2 separate regions of the Homo sapiens genome follow, and region 2 is linked to region 1. A link is a loop called in an ENCODE intact Hi-C map of the cell type or tissue named here. Cell type or tissue: B cell. All regions are shown on one strand. Links, peaks and the distances in the headings refer to the core of each region. The heading gives the core; the rest is flanking DNA. Region 1 has its middle 17 kb from the start of SP7. Region 2 holds the start of AMHR2 (anti-Mullerian hormone receptor type 2).

Region 1 (11,146 bases), core at 3,731-6,230:
TGCTGGGATTACAGGTCTGAGCCACCACGACCGGCCTGAAGACCCTAATTTTTACATCCCTCATTTGTCTTTTGCTAGAAAGGGCACAGATTTGTGCATGGATACACTATGGGACAGAACTATGGAAAAGCTGAGGATGGAGATACATAGTCTTCTCTTTCCTGGAACATATTACTGGTTTAGGGAAATATTTGAAATTGGAAAGTTCCAGAAAATCTGGGATGCATGGTTACCACAAACGGATGAGGGACTGACTATATAATCATAAGAACCAAAGCTAATCAGGATGGCCAAAAGTCCTTGTGTTCTTTCTTCAGTTTTGTGGCCCAGTTAGAAGGTATATCTTCCTTTCCCAAGCTCACCTGGGGTGGCAACACGTCAAGCCATCTTTACTCACATATTTAATGGTTTGCCTCCAACTATCCAGAAGTTATTTATTTATTTATTTATTTATTTATATTTTTATAGAGACAGGGTCTCCCTATGTTCTCCAGCTGGTCTTGAACTCCTGGGCTCAAGCCATCCTCCCACCTCGGCCTCCCAAAGTGCTGGGATTACAAGCATAACCCACCATGCCTTGCCCAGAAGTCCTTTATGTGGTATAACCATCATCGTCTATCTTCCTTTTAGCTTGTAACTTTTTGCTCTAGCTCCAATACAAAAGACTAATTCGTCAATTTGGTAGTCAATGGCATTTATTGAGTGGCCTCTTGGGTGAAACACTGTAGAGAAAATGCTGTATACAACCCTCAGTCCTTGCTCTTTAGGAATTTAGTAGTGTGGTTAGGGAAAAGAGATACAGGAGAAAACTAGGGGCCAGGCACAATGGCTCCCGCCTGTAATCCCAGCACTTTGGAAAGCCAAGTTGGGCAGATTACCTGAGGTCAGGAGTTTGAGACCAGCCTGGCCAACATGGTGAAACCCCATCTCTACTAAAAACACAAAATAATTAGCCAGGCTTGGTGGTGAGTGCCTGTAATCCCAGCTACTCAGGAGCCTGAGGCAGGACACTTGCTTGAACTCAGGAAGCAGAGGTTGAAGTGAGCCAAGATCACGCCATTGCACTCCAGCCTCCAGCCTGGATGACAAGAGAAAGACTCCGTCTCAAACACACACACACACACACACACACACACACACACACACACACACAAAAAGAAAGAAAGAAAAGAAAAAAGAAAAAACTAGGGACCATATTTGAAGGCATAGATGACTCACTTTACTTCTCAATGCCTCTATTTCCTCATTCAAAAATGAAGGAATTTGCCGGGCATGGTGGCATGTACGTGTAATCCCAGCTACTCAGGAGGTTGAGTTACGAGGATGGCTTGAGGCCAGGAGTTCTAGACCAGCCTGTACAACATGACATTTTTTTTTTTTTTGAGACAGATCACCCAGGCTGGGGTGCAGTGGCGCAATCTTAGCTTACTGCAATCTCTGAGAAGGCCATCTCTTAAAAAAAAAAAAAAGAAATAGTAATTTGGCTATGTCTAATTGAGAACCACTAGTCTCCATGATCTCTAAGGTCCCTTTCTGATTTACCGCAGGAATGAATGGAATTAGTTAATAAAGAACACCTCGGCCGGGCACGGTGGCTGACGCCTGTAATCCCAGCACTTTGGGAGGCCGAGGCGGGCAGATGACCTGAGGTCAGGAGTTCGAGAACAGCCTCAACATGGAGAAACCCCGTCTCTACTAAAAATACAAAATTAGCCGGGCATGGTGGTGCATGCCTGTAATCCCAGCTACTCGGGAGGCTGAGGCAGGAGAATTGCTTGAACCTGGGAGGTGGAGGTTGTGGTGAGCCGAGATCCTGCCATTGCACTCCAGCCTGGGCAACAAGAGCGAAACTCCATCTCAAAAAAAAAAAAAAAAAAAAAAAAAAAAAAAAAAAGAACACATTAGGCCAGGTGTGGTGGCTCACGGCTGTAATCCCAGCACTTTAGGAGGCCGAGGTGGGTGGATCACCTGAGGTCAGAAGTTCGAGACCAGCCTGGCCAACATAGTGAAACCCTGTCTCTAATAAAAATACAAAAATTATTCAGGCATGTTAGCACACACCTGTAGTCCCAGCTACTCAAGAGGCTGAGGTAGGCCGGGTGCGGTGGCTCATGCCTTTAATCCCAGCGCTTTGGGAGGCCAAGACGGGCGGATCACGAGGTCAGGAGATCGAGACCATCCTGGCTAACATGGTGAAATACTGTCTCTACTAAAAAAAATAAAAAAAATTAGCCGGGCGTGGTGATGGGCACCTGTAGTCCCAGCTACTAGGGAGGCTGAGGCAGGAGAATGGCGTGAACCCAGGAGGCAGAGCTTGCAGTGAGCGGAGATGGCTCCACTGCACTCCAGCCTGGGAGACAGAGCAAGCCTCCGTCTCAAAAAAAAAAAGAGGCTGAGGCAGGAGAATCGCTCGAACCCAGGAGGCGAAGGGTGCAGTGAGCCAAGATTGCACCGCTGCACTCCAGCCTGGGTGACACAGTAAGACTCTGTCTTAAAAAATAAAAATAGGGCTGGGCGCGGTGGCTCATGCCTGTAATCCCAGCACTTTAGGAGGCCGAGACGGGCGGATCATGAGGTCAGGAGATCGAGACCATCCTGGCTAACACAGTGAAGCCCTGTCTGTACTAAAAATACAAAAAAATTAGCCAGGCATGGCAGTGGGCGCCTGTAGTCCCAGCTACTCGGGAGGCTGAGGCAGGAGAATGGCGTGAACCCGGGAGGCGGGGCTTGCAGTGAGCCGAGATTGCGCCACTGCACTCCCAGTCTGGGCAACAGAGCGAGACTCCGTTTCAAAATAAATAAATAAATAAAAATAAAAATAGGCCAGGCACGGTGGCTCAGGCCTATGATCCCAGCACTTTGGGAGGCCCAGGCGAGCGGATCACTTGAGGTCAGGAGTTCGAGACCAGCCTGGCCAACATGGTGAAACCCCATCTCTACCAAAAGTACAAAAATTAGCCAGGCTTGGTGGTGAGCACCTGTAATCCCAGCTACTCAGGAGGCTGAGGCAGGAGAATTGTTTGAACCCAGGAGGTGAAGATTGCAGTGAGCCCAGATCGCACCACTGCACTCCAGCCTGGGTGACAAGAGTGATACTCCATCTCAAAATAAATACATAAATAAATAAATTAAATAAAAAGAACACATTAATATGTTAAACAAGAAAAATCAATCAGGCGTGATGGCTCATGCCTGTAATCCCAGCACTTCAGGAGGCTGAGGCAGGTGGATCACCTGAGGTCAGGAGTTCGAGACCAGCCCGGCCAACATTGCAAAACCCCATCTCTACTAAAAACACAAAAATTAGCTGGGCATGGTGGCAGGCACCTGTAATCCCAGCTAATCTTCTCAAGGAGAATCGCTTGAACCTGGGAGGCAGAGGTTGCAGTGAGCTGAGATCACACCACTGCACTCCAGCCTGGGGGATAGAGCGAGACTCCATCTCCAAAAAAAATAAATAAATAAAAGAAAAGAAAAATCATATCATCAATTCAATGGATGCTAAGAAGACATTTGACAAAAGTCAAGATGGCTATTCTTAATGAAACTCATTTAAAAAAACAGTATTCAACAAATGAGAGAGATTACCATTTTAGGATCCTTCTTTGAAGGTGAAATATGTTTTATTTTATTTTCTTTTTTTTTTGAGACGGAGTTTCACTCTTTTTGCCCAGGCTGGAGTGCAATGGCGTGATCTCGGCTCACCACAACCTCCACCTCCTGGGTTCAAGCGATTCTTCTGCCTCAGCCTCCTGAGTAGCTGGGATTACAGGCATGTGCCACCACGCCTGGCTAATTTTGTATTTTTAGTAGAGATGGGGTTTCTCCATGTAGGTCAGGCTGGACTCAAACTCCCGACCTCAGGTGATTCACCCGCCTCGGCCTCCCAAAGCGTTGGGATTACAGGCGTGAGCCACGTCGCCCAGCCTGAAATGTGTTTTCTTAGAGTTGGTGGGAGCGAGGGATAAGAAGGTGGGCAGGGAGGCCGGGCGCGGTGGTTCACGCCTGTAATCCCAGCAGTTTGGGAGGCCGAGGCGGGCGGATCACGAGGTCAGGAGATCGAGACCATCCTGGCTAACACGGAGAAACCCCGTCTCTACTAAAAGTACAAAAAAATTAGCCGGGTGTGGTGGCGGGCGCCTGTAGTCCCAGCGACCCGGGAGGCTGAGGCAGGAGAATGGCGTGAACCCAGGAGGCGGAGCTTGCAGTGGGTGGGGGCCTGATTCTTTTTTTTTTTTTTTTTTTTTGAGACGGAGTCTCTCTCTGTCGCCCAGGCTGGAGTGCAGTGGCGGAATCTCTGCCAACTGCAAATTCCGCCTCCCGGGTTCAAGCAATTCTCCTGCCTCAGCCTCCCGAGTAGCTGGGACTACAGCGGTGCGCCACCACGCCCAGCTAATTTTTGTATTTTTTTTAGTAGAGATGAGGTTTCACCATGTTGGCCAGGATGGTCTCGATTTCTTGACCTCGTGATACGCCCGCCTCGGCCTCCCAAAATGCTGAGATTACAGGCATGAGCCATCGCGCCCGGCCCTTTTTTGTTTTGTTTTGTTTTTCTTTGAGAGGGAGTTTTGCTCTCGTTGCCCAGGCTGGAATGCAGTAGCACCATCTCAGCTCACTGCAACCTCCACCTCCCGGGTTCAAGCTATTCTCCTGCCTCAGCCTCCTGAATAGCTGAGATGACAGGCGCGCGCCACCATGCCCAGCTAATTTTTTTCCGTATTTTTAGTAGAGACGTGGGTTTCGCCATGTTGGTCTCGAACTCTTGGCCTCAGATGATCCGCCCGCCTCGGGCTCCCAAAGTGCTGGGATTACAATCGTGAGCCACCGCGCCGGGACAGCTTTTTGTATTGTTTCTGTCTTGAAGCCCTCATGGTAGAGGTGCGCACCACAATCTTTTCCGAGCTTAGGATCTTTAAGGGTCTTAACTCTATCCAATTCAGCATATTGGAAAACAGGAATGTCAAGGCGTGCTGCAAATGAGAAAGGATTCCACAAAAAGAAAACCCTCAGGGGAAAGGGCAGTGTGCAAAGAGCTTCTTCTACTCTTTTCTAGACAAGACCTTCCCTTGGGTCCACTGCCCTGGAGAATAAGAAAGGCTTGTTACTACCACCAGGTGGCAGAAGTGAGCCGCTCAACAACACCTATCACGGACTGCTTGGGGCTCATGGCTGGAGACAGAGTTTTGGTACCTTTTTTGCAGGGGACAGTGGCAGAGTTGTCAGCGCTTGAGGCAAGGGCTGAGGTGGGAAAAAGTCTCAGAGTTATGGTACTTATTCTATCGTTCCCTACAGTCTTGGTACAGAGAGGGCAAACACAAGGTATCCTGACTCCTAGTTAGAGTTCAGCAAGTGCTGGTCTATTTCTTGCCCCACTAGCCTACCTGATTGCTTTTCACAGACATTTCCTAAGCATTTACTGTGTGCCAGGTATGTGCTAGAAGTGTACAATATAACATTTAACAAGAAGTGTGCAACCTAGTGGAAGAGAGCTTGGTAAACACTACACTTGTATGATACTGAGAGGCAGTTTGAGTAGTGCTTAAGTACACTCCCTTGGAAGTCAGAGTAGGGTGTGAATTAAAGTGCCAACGCTTGCTAGTTGCGCTATCTATCTGAGCCTCAGTCTCCTTGTGTATAAAATGGGGGTAGAAGACCTTCATAGTAGACTAAGATGATATATAAAAATTCACTGCGTAAGGAGAAATACATAAAGGTCATTGCCTGCCACATGGCAGTTATTACAAAGGCCAATGCTGAGGTAGCAGTCCCCAGCTCAGTCTTGAGGAGACTTCCCAGAGAAGGGAACCACAGTGTAGAACTGTGAAGGATGAGTCCGGGCGTGGTGGCTCACACCTGTAATCCCAACACTTTTAGAGGCCAAGGTGGGCGGATTGTTTGAGGTCTGGAGTTTGAGACCAGCCTGATCAACATGGAGAAACCCCATCTCTGCTAAAACCACAAAATTAGGCTAGGCATGGTGGCTCATGCCTGTAATCCCAGCACGTTGGGAGGCTGAGGTGGGTGGATTGCCTGAGGTCAGGAGTTCGAGACCATCCTGGCTAACATGGTAAAACCCCGTCTCTACTAAAAATACAAAAATTGGCCGGATGTGGTGCCTCACGCCTGTAATCCCGGCACTTTGGGAGGCCGAGGCGGGGTGGATCACGAGGTCAAGAAATCGAGACCATCCTGGCCAACATGATAAAACCCCTTCTCTACTAAAAATACAAAAATTAGCTGGGTGTGGTGGCGCGCACCGGTAGTCCCAGCTACTCGGGAGGCTGAGGCAGGAGAATCTCTTGAACCAGGGAGGCAGAGGATGCAGTGAGCCGAGATCGCGCCACTGCACTCCAGCCTGGGCAACAGAGCAAGACTCTGTCTCCAAAAAAAAAATAAGAAGAAATACAAAATTAGCTGGGCGTGGTGGTGCATGCCTGTAATTGCACCTACTTGGGAGACTGAGGCAGGAGAATCTCTGGAACCAGGGAGGCGGAGGGTGCGGTGAGCTGCGATTGTGCCATTGCACTCCAGCCTGGGTAACAAGAGCGAAACTCCATCTCAAAAAAAAAGAACTGTGAAGGATGAATGGCAGATGCATACAGTACGGTGGGGAAAAGGTGGCAGTAGGGGAAAGTGGGCCAGGAGGAGTAAGACAGACAATCTCTGGAGAACATGAATGTACACGCCCTGCTTCACCAGCACAGGGACAGGACAGGCCCAGCTTCCCACAGTGGAGGCTAGCATGGTCTGGATTCTCTCCTCAAATCAACATGCATTTGGTGAATACCTGTCAGGAACTTCTTTCAAGAGTTATAAGAGTTGGCCGGGCACAATGGCTCATGCTTGTAATCCCAGCATTTTTGGGAGGCTGAGGGGGCAGATTACCTGAGGTCAGGAGTTCGAGACCAGCCTGACCAACATGGTAAAACCCCATCTCTACTAAAAATACAAAATTAGCTAGGTATGATGGCACACGACTGTAATCCCAGCTACTCGGGAGGCTGAGGCAGGAGGATCACTTGAACCCGGGGTGCAGAGGTTGCAGTGAGCCGAGATTGCACCATTGCTCTCCAGCCTGGGCAACAAGACCAAAACTCTGTCTCAGAAAAAAAAAAAAAAAAAAAAAAAGTTATAAGAGTTAATGAAGATAAGGCTGGGCGCAGTGGCTCATGCCTATAATGCCTCTGCTTTGGGAGGCCGAGGTAGGTGGATCACCTGAGGTCAGGAGTTTAAGACCAGCCTGGCCAACAAGATGAAACCCCCGTTTCTACTAAAAACATAGAAAAAATTAGCTGGGCATGGTGGCACGTGCCTGTAATCCCAGCTACTCGGGAGGCTGAGGCAGGAGAATCGCTTGAACCCAGGAGGCGGAGGTTGCAGTGAGCCGAGATCGCGGCACTGCACTCCAGCCTGGGCAACAAGAGCAAAAACTCCGTCTCAAAAAGAAAAAAAAAGAGTTAATGAAGATAAATAAAGAGCCGGGAGCTAAGCACAGTGGTGCACACCTATAGTCCCAGCTACTCTGGAGGCAGAGGCAGGGGGAGACCTTGGGCCCAGGAGTTCAAACATGCAGTGATCTATGATAATGTCATTGCACTCCAGCCTGGGTGACAGAGCAAGATGGATGGAAGGAAGCGAGGGAGGGAGGAAGGCAGGAAGGAAGGCAGTGGGGAGGGAGGGAGAAAGGAAGGAAAATAAAAGAAAAGAAAAAACAAAAGAAGAAACAAAAGAAAAGAAGGGCTGGATGTACTGGCACATGCCTATAGTCCCACAGGAGGGTCGCTGGAGTCCAGTTTGAGCCCAGTTCCAGATCAGCTACATGATGAGACCTTTTTTTTTTTTTTTTTTTTGAGATGGGGTCTCATTCTGTCACTGAGGGTGGAGTACAATGGCGTAATCTTGACTCACTGCAACCTCTGCCTCCCAGGCTCAAACAGTCCTCCTACCTCAGCCTCCTGAGTAGCTGAGATCACAGGCGAGCACCACAACACCCGGCTAATTTTTTTGTATTTTTGGTAGAGACTGGGTTTCGCCATGTTGCCCAGGCTAGTCTTAAACTCCTAAACCCAGGTGGTCCACCCACCTCAGCCGCCCAAAGTGCTGGGATTACAGGCGTGAATCACTGCGCCCAATGAGACCCTGTCTTAAGAAAAAAGAAAGAAGAAAAAAAGAGGCTGGGCACAGTGACTCATGCCTGTAATCCCAGCACTTTGGGAGGCTGAGGCGGGTGGATTGCTTGAGTCCAGGAGTTCCAGACCAGCCTTGGCCTCTGGAAGGCTTTGTGAAACCACACCTCAGGTAAAAATACACACAGACACACAAAATTAGCCAGGCGTGATGGCATCCACCTGTAGTCCCAGCTACTTGGGAAGCTTGAGGTGGGAGAGTCACCTGAGCTTGGGGAGACAGTTTGCAGTGAGCTGCCGTCCTACCACTGCACTCAAGGTCTAATCTTTGTTCTCAGAAAGCCCACAGAAACTTAAAAGAAGAAAAAGAAATGAAGAGTTATTGAAAGATGTGGAGTAAGGAGGTGAAATGACCAGGCTTTTATATTAGAATCTTCACCATGAGAAAGTATTACACAGAACTATAAGGTAACATGTTTGAGAATATTCATGACAGCTTTCTGGTTCAAGAAGCTAGTTCTTGGCCAGGCGTGGTGGCTTCACACCAGTAATCTCAGCACTTTCGGAGGCTGAGGTGGGTGGATCACCTGAGGACAGGAGTTTGAGACCAGCCTGGCCAACATGGTGAAACACCATCTCTACTAAAAATATAAAAACTAGCCGGGCTTGGTGGTGGGTGCCTGTAATCCCAGCTACTTGGGAAGCTGAGGCAGGAGAACTGCTTGAACCCAGGAGATGGAGGTTGCAGTGAGCCAACACGGTGCCACTGAACTCCAGCCTGGGCAACAGAGTAAGACTATGTCTCAAAAAGTAATAATAATAATAAAAAAGTTAAAAAGAAGCTAGTTCTCCATCTTGCAGGGAATACTATGCATAAGTTAGAAGTGATAAACTAGGCCATGTGCAGTGGCTCACACCTGCAATTCTAGCATTCCAGCACTTTGGGAGGCTGAGGCAGGAGGATTGCTTGAAGCCAGTAGTTAGAGACCAGCCTGCTCAACATAGCAGGACCCCATCTCTACGATAAAAAATAAAATAAATGGGCCGGGCGCAGTGGCTCATGACTGTAATCCCAGCACTTTGGGAGGCTGAGGGAGGCAGATCACCTGAGGTCAGGAGTTTGAGACCAGCCTGGCCAACATGGCGAAACCCCATCTCTACTAAAAATACAAAAATCAGCCGGGTGTGGTGATGGGTGCCTGTAATCCCAGCTACTTGGGAGGCTGAGACAGGAGAATCGCTTGAACCTGGGAGGTGGAGGTTGCAATGAGCCGAGATCGTGCCATTACACTCCAGCCTGGGCGAGAAGAGCAAGATGCCGTCTCAAAAAAACAAAAAACAAAAAACAAAAACAAAAACAAACAAACAAATAAAATAAATGAAGTGATAAACTAGATATACCTGTAGAAACATGTATAAATCTTTTTTTTGCTGGATGAAACTTTTTTTTTTGAGACGGAGTCAAGTCTTGCTCTGTCACAAGGCTGGAGTGCAGTGGCGCGATCTCAGCTCACTGCAACCTCCACCTCCCGGGTTCAAGTTATTCTCCTACCTCAGCCTCTCGAGTAGCTGGGACTATAGGCAGCATGTGCCACCACGCCCAGCTGATTTTTGTATTTTTAGTAGAGACAAGGTTTCACCATGTTAGCCAGGATGGTCTCAATCTCTTGACCTCATGATCGGCCCCCCTCAGCCTCCCAAAGTGCTGGGATTACAGGCATGAGCCCCAACAACCAACTGAAACACTTTATTTTATTTTTAATTTAATTTAATTTTTATTTTTGTATTTTTAGTAGAGAAGGGGTTTCACCATGGTCTCGATCTCCTGACCTCGTGATCCGCCCGCCTCAGCCTCCCAAAGTGCTGGGATTACAAGGGTAAGCCACTGCGCCTGGCCTTTATTTTTATTTTTTTGAGACGGAGTCTCACTCTGTCACCCAGGCTGGAATACGGTGGCCCAATCTCAGCTCACTGCAAGCTCCGCCTCCCGGGTTCACGCCATTCTCCTGCCTCAGCCTCCCAAGTAGCTGGGACTACAGGCATCAGCCACCTCGCCCCTCTAATGACCAGCATTAAAACAGAGATCTTGGCCAGGCACAGTGGTTCACGCACGTAATCCCAGCACTTTGGGAGGCCGAGGCGGGTGGATCACCTGAGGTCAGGAGTTGGAGACCAGCCTGACCAAGATGGAGAAACCCTGTCTCTACTAAAAATATAAAATTAGCCGGGTGAGGTGGCACATGCCTGTAATCTCAGCTACTCGGCAGGTTGAGGCAGGAGAATTGCTGGAACCTGGGAGACGGAGGTTGTGTAGGCCAGGCACAGTGGCTCACGCCTATAATCCCATCACTTTGGGAGGCTGAGGCAGGCAGATCACCTGAGGTCAGGAGTTCAAGACCAGCCTGGCCAACATGGTGACCCCATTCTCTACAAAAATACAAAAATTAGCCAGGCATGATGGCAGGTGCCTGTAATCCCAGCTACATGGGTGGCTGAGGCAGGAGAATCACGTGAACCCGGGAGACAGAGGCTGCCTCGAGCCGAGATCAAGCCATTGTACTCTAGCCTGAGTGACAAAGTGAGACTCTGTCTCAAAAAACAGAAAAAGGCAGGGCGTGGTGGTTCACGCCTGTTTAATCCCAGCACTTTGGGAGGCCGAGGTGGGTGAATTACCTGAGGTCGGGAGTTCAAGACTAGCCTGACCAACATGGAGAAACCCTGTCTCTACTAAAAATATAAAATTAGCCACGTGAGGTGGTACATGCCTGTAATCCCAGCTACTCGGCCGCTTGAGGCAGGAGAATCGCTTGAACCCGGGAGGCGGAGGTTGCGGTGAGCCAAGATCATGCCACTGCACTCCAGCCTGGGCAACAAGAGCGAAACTCCGTCAAAAAAAAAAAAAAATTAGCTGTGTGTGGTGTCACCTGCCTATGGTCCCAGCTACTGGGGAGGCTGAGGCAGGAAGATCACTTGAGTCTGGGAGGTTGAGGCTGCAGTGAATCATGATTGCACCACTGCAC
Region 2 (9,463 bases), core at 1,885-4,384, 65 kb after region 1:
AATTTATATACTTTTTGAGGGGTTCTTCTGGGGTGCTAATCAGGCCCCTGTTATGCTTAGGGGGAGCCCTGGTGCTACTTGCTTGAAGTTTTCAGTGTAAGTACCCTGATGCCTTTTGGACCTTGGGATCAGATCAAGAGTTTTGGAGATCAGGTACCAAGGAAATAAGGACAGTCTAGCTGCCTCAAGTGAGGGGCCCTTTGCATAGCTCTCCTTCCCCCTCACTGAAGCTGGGTAGCCTATTGGGGTTGAGAGGGAAAATGTGAAATCTCAGAATTTATCTCCCTTAGAAGAGAGCCAGTAACTTATGTACAAGGATGAAAGAAAGGTCGCAGCAGTAGCTTTGGGGAAAGGGAGGAAGATATGGCACTTCTCCAACCCCGGAAAACATTGCTTTTGAAAACTGCTGATAAAATATGAGCCGGTTATTACTTCTGTTTGGGAGACTGTGCTCTCTGTGGTGCCTCTCTTGGCTCTACTCCACAGATACCAGACCTCTTCTAAGAGGATGAGCAGACCAGCTTTGAGGTTGACCTGTTTCTCTTTGTCTGCCTTCCCAAAACACCAGCCCCCAGGAAGACATTAAGCAGCCTTAAGCTTAAATTCCTACTCCCTCTTCCAAATTTGGCTCACTTGCCTTAGATCCAAGGCAGGGAAAGGAAAAGAAGGGGGGTCTCTGGCTTTATTACTCCCCTAAGTCTTTACTCTGACTTCCCCAAACCCAGAAAGATTTTCTCCACAGTGTTCATTTGAAAGAGGAGTATTTTGTCCCATTTTCCCCTTCCTCATTATCAAACAGCCCCAGTCTTCCTTGTCTCTGCTAAGAAAGTAGAGGCATGATGATCTGCCTCTCAACTGCCCTAAGTCCTAGCTAAGTATCAGGGGAAAAAAAAAAAAAAAAAGCCTAACAAATGGGATTAGACTAGGGCTGCAAGTAGTGAGGATTTTGTTGATACCTCTGCTGGGATGTGTGCTTTCCCATATCTTGCCTTCAGGAATTACACTGTGCCTTTTCCCCAGGGATATGGGCTCTGTCTACCCAGTGCTCCAGTTTCCCGGTAACTGCTCTTGAACATTGTGGACAAGGGCAGGTCTTCATATTTTTGATCATCCCTTTCTCCCAGTGAAATCCCATAGCCCTTACCTAGAGTCTAGGGCACAAAGACTTCGGGGAAGATACACTGAGATTGACCTGAGGAGACATCTACACACACCAGTGGCAGCTGCCCCAGGGCCTGCTTCCCCTTCCTAAGTCTGTCATCCTCTGGAAGGGATGGGTGGTGCTCCAATCTCTGGTGCCTAAAAACCCAAGTTTATTTCTCTCTTAACACTGGCAATAACCAGTCCACACCACTGTTGCCTTTTAAAACCTCTTAATAATCTCATGCTGTGTTTGTTTTGATTCCAATCCAATTATCACCAGGGCTGTGTGGGTAAATGCTTTTAAATGCTCTCTCATCTTGTTCTTCCCCCTCACCCCCCACTCTTAGGTATGTATGATGCTAATCTTGTCCCTAAGTAAGTTTCTTCCTGCTCCTTTTGTATCTTCCTTTCTTGTCTTTCCTCCTACCTTTTGTCTCTTGGTGTTTTGGGACTTTTTTTTTTTTTTTTTTGGCCTTTTGTACAAAGATTAGTTTCAATGTAGTCTGTAGCCTCCTTTGTAAACCAATTAAAAAGTTTTTTAATAAAAAACCATGTCTCTGGTGTATTGAAGAGGGTTGGGAATGGTGAGAGTGTACGTTTGTAACTTCATACTCTGAACCTAACAAAGGTTTCCAGCTACACTGTGTTGTGCTCCATACATGTTAATTAGTGCAATTGCCCTATATTTAACTCCCGGGTAAATGGTTTCATGACCAGATCAATGTGCCACAACTACACGGAAATGTGGAGGACCAAGACAAACAGGCAACACTAACTTTATTTTTTTTCTCATATGCTTTTTTATTTTGGAATAATTTTAGATTTACAGAAAAGTTGTAAAGCTAGAACAGAGTTTCCATATAATCCTTACCCGTTTCCCTCATTGTTAACATATTACCATGGTACATTGTCAAAATTAAGAAACTGACATCGTGGCCAGGTGTGGTGGCTCACGCTTGTAATCCCAGCACTTTGGGAGGCTGAGGTGGGTGGATCACGAGGTCAGGAGATCGAGACCATCCTGGCTAACACGGTGAAACTGTCTACTAAAAATACAAAAAATTAGATGGGCGTGGTGGCGGGCATCTGTAGTCCCAGCTACTTGGGAGCTGAGGCTGGAGAATGGCGTGAACCCGGGAGGCGGAGCTTGCAGTAAGCCGAGATTTCACCACTGCACTCTAGCCTGGGCGACAGAGCAAGACTCCGTCTCAAAAAAAAAAAAGGTTTGTCTCTTCTCCCTCATTTGTTTAGTCAATTTATATTAGTATGTATTAATGTGTATTTATTTTATACATGGATTATAATCCATTACTATTTTGTTGCTCAGATTTTCCCAGCTACAGTCATTGTTATCTTTTGTCAGCCTATAAGCATGTTCTGGCTGGGCGCGGTGTCTCACCCCTGTAATCCCAGCACTTTGGGAGGCTTAGCTGGGTGGATCACTTGAGGTCAGGAGTTTGAGACCAGGCTGGCCAACATGGTGAAACACTGTCTCTACTAAAAATACAAAAACGTAGCCGGGCGTGGGGGCAGGTACCTGTAATCCCAGCTACTTGGGAGGCTGAGGGAAGAGAACTGCTTGAACCGGGAGGCGGAGGTTGCAGTGAGCCAAGATCACGCCATTACACATTGCCTGGGCAACGAAGCGAGACTCTCAAAAAAAAAAAAAACATGTTCAAGTATTCCCCCTTCCCCCATTTTAAAAAACCTCAGCTTCCTCTTCAAGCTACTGATTAGTTTTTTCCATTTCCAAAGTTAGTGAAAGTAGTTTACACTCATTTTTCTCTTCCTTTATTGAATCCTCAGGCTACTTTGTGGGTTTGCTTTTGTTTGTTTTTTTTGTTTTTGTTTTTTGGGATGGAGTCTTGCTCTGTCACTCAGGCTGGAGTGCAGTGGCACGATCTCAGCTCACTGCAACCTCCACCTCCTGGGTTCAAGCAATTCTCTTGTTTCCGCCTCCCAAGTAGCTGGAATTACAGGCACGCGCCACCATGCCCGGCTAATTTTTGTATTTTTAATAGAGACGGGGTTTCACGATGTTGGCCAGGCTGATCTTGAACTGACCTCAGCTGATCCACCCGCCTCGGCCTCCCAAAGTGCAGGGATTACAGGCGTTAGCCACCGTGCCAGGACTGGTTTTTTTTGTTTGTTTGTTTGTTTGTTTTGAGACAAGGTCTGGCTCTATCACTCAAGCTGGAGTGCAGTGGCATCACTCTCATCTTGCCGCACTGCAACCTCCATCCCCTAAGCTCAAGCTGTCCTCCCACCTCAGCCTCCCAAGTAGTTGGGACTACAGGCACGCGCCATCACACCCGGCTAATTTCTGTATTTTTTGTAGAGACAGGGTTTCGCCATGTTGCCCAGGCTGGTCTGGAACTTGTGAGCTCAAACAATTCACCTGCCTCAGCCTCCCAAAGCGCTAGGATTAAAGGCATGAGCCACTGCGCCTAGCCCAGGCTACTTTGTTCAGCATCCATCATTTACCAGAAATTTTCCTGTTAGCATCAGCCATCTGGTTGCCAGCTCTGGTGATCTTTCAATTATTAACCTCTTAGACCTCACTGCTTCAATGTGCTGCTTTTGACTACTGTATCTTAGAGCTTTCTTCCCATAGAATGTGACACTGATACACTCTTGGTTCTCCTTCAAATTTCTTTTCTTTTTTTTTTTTTTTTTTTTTGAGCTGGAGTCTTGTTCTGTCACCCAGGCTGGAGTGCAGTGGTGTGATCTCGGCTCACTGCAACCTCTGTCTGCCGGGTTCAAGCAATTTTCCTGCCTCAGCCTCCTAAGTAGCTGGAATTACAGGCACCGGCTGCCACGCCCAGCTAATTTTTGTATTTTTAGTAGAGACAGGGTTTCACCATGTTGGCCAGGCTGGTCTTCAACTCCTGACCTCAGGTGATCTGCCTGCCTCGGCCTCTCTCAAAGTGCTGGGATCACAGGCGTGAGCCACCGTGTGTGGCACATTTCTATATTTTTTAGTCTCCTTCATAGCCACTTCTTCCTGTGTCCCTTTAGTATTTGTGTTCCTGTCTCGTGTCCTTTCCTTTCCCTACCCTTTTCCCTCTTAAACTCTAACATAAGACTCTAACATAAGACTGTGTCCATGTTGATGACTCCCAAATCTTGAGCCCTAACTTGTCTCTTGACCTGGAAGTCTGCTTGCTAGACATTTTCATCTGGATGTCCTCCAGATAAATTCAACACAGTAGAAGGAGAAATAATTCTTTGTGTTTCACATCTCCCTTAATAATATCACCCACTGCTCCTTGATCACTCATACTTGAAACCTCAGAATCATCTTTTAGTTCTCCCTTTCACCTACTAACACTAATTTGATTGCCAATCCTGTCAACATTACCTATACAATATATATCAAATTTTTCCTCTTTTTTTTTTTTGAGATGGAGTCTCGCTCTGTCGCCAGGCTGGAGTGCAGTGGCGTGATCTCGGCTCACTGCAACCTCCGCCTCCCAGGTTCAAGCAATTCTCCTGCGTCAGCCTCCTGAGTGGCTGGGATTACAGGCGCGCGCCACCACGCCCAGTTAATTTTTGTATTTTTAGTAGAGACGGGTTTTCACCATGTTGGCCAGGGTGGTCTCCATCTCTTGACCTCGTGATCTGCCCGCCTCGGCCTCCCAAAGTGCTGGGATTACAGGCGTGAGCCACCACGCCCGGCCTCCTCTTTTATTTTCATTTCCACTGTCTCAGTACTCACTTTGTTTACTGCTTAGGTCTTGCAACTGATCTCTCCAAACCCCAGTAGTCATCCATCTTCCAATTGCCACCAGGCCCCTGCCTAAAATTCTTTGCTTTTAGGGAAAGCCTAAGCTCCTTGATACAGAATTGAAAACCTGTCCAATCTGGTCCGTCTCTCTCTAAGGTGATTTTCTGTCTCATATCTCATACTGCTTCCTCCTCACTCCTTCCACCTTTAACACACAAGCCTTTGTGTTTATATCTCCATGCCTTTACTCTTGCCATTCCCTTTGCTTAGAAGGACTGTTCTCCTCTTACCATTGTGTTTACCTTTGGGACTATTTAAATATCCCCTTCTCTGTGAAACTCTCTGGGCACCTTTCTTCTATGCCCTAGGCAGAATTAGCTTACTTGATCTATTTGTATAGCTCCTTCCTCATGCCCCTAGTAGGAAACACAGTTTTCCGGTTGCTTGTCAATATCCACCTGCATTTCTACACTATGAGTTCCCAGAGGGCAGTAATCACACCTCTATCTTTGTAGGCCCAGCACCTAATGAAATACATTTTTTTTGGCCCCGCGCAGTGGCTCACGCCTGTAATCCCAGCACTTTGGAAGGCCTAGGCGGTGGATCACCTGAGATCAGGAGTTTGAAACCAGCCTGGCCAACATAGTGAAACCCCATCTCTACTAAAAATACAAAAAATTAGCCAGGCATGGTGACAGGCATCTGTAATCCTAGCTACTTGGGAGGCCGAGGCAGGAGAATTGCTTGAACCCAGGAGGCGGAGGTTGCAGTGAGCGGAGATTGCACCACTTTACTCCAGCCTGAATGACAGAGTGAGACTCCGTCTCAAAAAAAAAGGAAATTTTTTTTTAAAAATAATATAGGTGGGGGTCTCGCTATGTTACCCAGGGGGACTCCTGGCCTCCCAAAGTACTGGGATTACAGACATGAACCACAGCGCCCAGCCTCTATCACCATCTTAACTCTAAAACCTAACAGCCCAGAGCAGGTATAGTTCCCATAAACCTGACTGGAATGTTTCTATCTTGGAAAGAATTAGTTATCCGAAGCTTTGGGTGAGGAGACTGCCTTTCTGCCTGATCCTTACGCTGCTCCCACTCTGGAGGAGATAGTCTCCTGAGACATTCCAGACAAAAGAAGCTATTTCACCTTCAAATCTCCCCTCACACCCCACCACACACACCACCCCAGACTTATCTGATCTGGGGCTAGTGAAGGAAAGTAGCTGGAAGCACAACATTCCATCTCACTGGCAAGGCCCTGCAGACTCCTGGAAGGGTCCAAAGAAGGATGGGCGGCTATCTCGAGCCCTGGTCATTCCTCCCGCTGCTGTTTCACAACTACTGGAACTTTTACTATCTCTTCCTTTCATGCAGGTTTCCCAGAAGAAAGACCCCAGAATCAAAAAGTCAGTACTCAAGCTGGGCGCAGTGGCTCCCGTCTGCAATCCCGGCACTTTGGGAGGCCGAGGGGGGCGGATTACCTGAGGTCAGGAGTTTGAGACCAGCCTGGCCAACATGGCGAAACCCCGTCTCTACTAAAAATACAAAAATTAGCCGGGCGTGGTGGTATGCGCCTGTAGTCCCAGCTACTCAGGAAGCTGAGGCCGGAGAATCGCTTGAACCCGGTAGGCAGAGGTTGCAGTGAGCCGAGATCGCACCACTGCACTCCAGCCTGGGTGACAGAGCGAGACTCCGTCTCAAAAAAAAAAAAAAAAAAAAATGTCGGTACTCAGACTGTCCTCCCTGGTCTAAGCCAGATCATTCCAAGAAAGGGTTTCCAGGAAGCCACTAGGGGGACAGAAAGCTAGGGAAACAGAGAACAAGTCCCCTCTGACTCTTAATTCTCAAGGAGCCAGTGGCTCACAGGTGTGGAAGTGATTACCTATTTCTGTTGTTTCTTACTCTGGGAAAGAGTCTGGTGGAGTTGGACTCCTCTGTCTCTACTGCAGAACAAGCCATAGCCCTCTCCTCCCAACTCCATGCTGAAACTCTCCACATCCTGTGCCCGCCCTTCACATTTTATAGTCCCTGAAGCTTAGTAAATGTAGGAGGTATACTATATGTATTAGTCATCAGAGGAGGTACTTTCTGCCCTCTCACCGCAGCAGGGAATTTCTCCTCTGCTGACCTCTGGTGGTGATAGTTTGAACTGTACCCTCCCTTTTTAGTTAGTGGCCTGTTGGCAGGTAATGATGCATATTTTCTCAACAATTTAAATTCAAATGTCCAAGTATAGTATTAAGTGGTAATTTTTTTTCATTGTTGAATTTTGTACGTCTTTCAGGCAGTATAGTGTAATACAAAGAATAGAGCCGGCCGGGTGCGGTGGCTCACGCCTGCAATCCCAGCACTTTGGGCGGCCGAGGCGGAGGGATCACGAGGTTAAGAGATCGACCCCTTCGGCCGGGCGCAGTGGCTCACGCCTGTAATCTCAGCACTTTGAGAGGCCGAGGCGGGCGGATCACGAGGTCAGGAGATCAAGACCATCCTGGCTAACACGGTGAAAACCCGTCTCTACTAAAAATACAAAAAATTAGCCGGGCGTGGTGGCGGCCGCCTGTAGTCCCAGCTGCTCGGGAGGCTGAGGCAGGAGAATGGCGTTAACCCGGGAGGCAGAGCTTGCAGTGAGCCGAGATCGCGCTACTGCACTCCAGCCTGGGCGACAGAGCAAGACTCCATCTCAAAAAAAAAAAAAAAAAAAAAAAGATCGACCCCATCCTGGCCAACATGGTGAAACTCCGTCTCTACTAAAAGTACAAAAATAATAATAAAAATAAGACTAGAACCTGGACTTTGGAGTCAGACCTGCCTAAGTTCAAATTCCAGCTCTGCTATTTCCTAGCTGAATGACTTTGGGCGACTTACGTAAGTTCAGTTTTCTTACCTATAAAATGGAAATAATAAAAATAATAGGCCAGGCACAGTGGCTCACACTTGTAATCCCAGCACTTTGGGAGGCCAAGGCGGGCAGATCACGAGGTCACGAGATCGAGACTATCCTGGCCAACATGGTGAAACCCTGTCTCTACTAAAAATACAAAAATTAGCTGGACATGGTGGTGCGTGCCTGTAATCCCAGCTACTCGGGAGGCTGAGGCAGGAGAATCGCTTGAACCAGGGAGTCAGAGGTTGCAGTGAGCCAAGATGGCACCACTGCACTCTAGCCTGGTGACAGAGCGACACTCGGTCTCAAAAAATAAATAAATAAAATAATAATAATAAATATTTCAGGGGAGAATTAGATGAGATGATTGTAAAATGCATAGCCCTAGCTGTGCCCCAGCACATAGTAGGTGCTTGATAAGAAATTTGTTACCTCCTTAATAATGGGTATTTGTTCAGCCTGTGAACCAATGTGTTTTTTTTTTTTAAGTAAAATCCACGGCTAGGCATGGTGGCTCACGCCTATAATCCCAGCACTTTGGGAGGCCGAGGCGGGCAAATCACCTGAGGTAAGGAGTTCGAGACTAGCCTGGCTGACATGGTGAAACCCCGTCTCTACTAAAAATACAAAAATTAGCCAGGTGTGGTGGCAGGCGCCTGTAATCCCAGCTACTCAGGAGGCTGAGGCAGGAGAATAGCTTGAACCCAGGAGGCGGAGGTTGCAGTGAGCTGCGATCGTGCCACTGCACTCCAGCCTGGGGGAGAAGAGCGAGACTCCGTCTCAAAAAAAAAAAAAAAAAAATCCACATAGCAAAATTTACCATTGTTACTGTTTTCAATGTGTTTTTTAAAAATTCAGGTAAGTTTTGTATACTTTCTGATTCTTAAGTTGGAAAACAAGGTAACCTCTAATATGGGCTGTGAGGCCTTCCTCTGCCCAAGCAGTTGCAGATATGAACCCTGAATATAAAGAGATCTTAGGCTAGAAAGGATCTTGGGCAGAGCTGAATGGCTCTAAGCATTTGACCTCACATTGGTTTCCTCCTGAGAAGAGTCAACAGAGTCCAGCATCTTCTTCCAAGGTCAGGGAAGGGCAAAGATTTGAAATTAGGCATCACTGGGTTCTCAGCTGGGCCTCCAAGTTCCCCTCCTCTCACTATGCAGAGCAAAGAGGAGGTTGCAGAAGAGAAGAGGATATGAGATTGGTTCTCTGCTCCTCCCTTTCTTTCCCTGCTTTCCCCACACCCACCCTCTCCCCCACAGCAGCCTTCTCCCCCACAGAGGCTGGGATAGGATGAGGGGGGCGGAGTTGGGGACTGAGGGATCAGAAGCCCCAGGATGCCCTGTATCTGAAGAAAGATTTGGCCAGGGGCAGCTGTGCTGGCTTATGCTCTTCTCCTTCTGCTGCTGCCATCCTCCAGCAAGATGCTAGGGTCTTTGGGGCTTTGGGCATTACTTCCCACAGCTGTGGAAGGTAAGTGTCTACAGGGAGGGGAAGGGTCTCTCCATCCATCCAGCAAGGGAAAGGGGCGCTTGAAGCAAGAGCCACCCCTTTGGAAGAGTGGTGAGTGGGCTGGGTGAGTAAGGGTGAAGGATAGAGCCATGTGTCCCCATGGCAGGGCTCAGGTTCCAGGCCTCTGCTGACCCTGCTTCCTCCTGTGGCTTTACCATACTGACGCTGGGATGTGGAACATGTTTTGTCTATTCT

Evidence for each region. Hi-C counts contacts between places; a loop is a spot of excess contacts. Peaks named below come from ENCODE experiments on the same cell type or tissue, not always from the same donor. Only the 100,000 strongest peaks of a DNase experiment are listed, where the experiment ranks them.
Region 2: it touches region 1 in a loop (7-fold over the local background); 108 of 110 quality-filtered maps call a loop at or near these places.

What each region holds. Positions count from the first base shown.
Region 1 is chr12:53,347,667-53,358,812 of GRCh38, forward strand. No RefSeq gene overlaps it. Among named protein-coding and RNA genes, the nearest start is that of SP7, 17 kb to the left of the region's middle. RefSeq lists a silencer at 5,091-5,150. In B cell, for the core only: CTCF peaks have their summits at 5,120 (motif pointing right) and 5,323; a DNase peak (open chromatin) is centred at 5,125.
Region 2 is chr12:53,414,755-53,424,217 of GRCh38, forward strand. It overlaps SP1 (Sp1 transcription factor), which reads left to right. Exons shown (of 6, transcript NM_138473.3): 6 at 1-1,692. It overlaps AMHR2 (anti-Mullerian hormone receptor type 2), which reads left to right and starts at 9,101. Exons shown (of 11, transcript NM_020547.3): 1 at 9,101-9,229. The coding sequence starts at 9,181. RefSeq lists an enhancer at 6,419-6,985 and a cis regulatory region at 6,670-7,188. In B cell, for the core only: no CTCF peak of the experiment used is centred there; a DNase peak (open chromatin) is centred at 2,847; H3K4me3 peaks cover 311 bases; H3K27ac peaks cover 357 bases.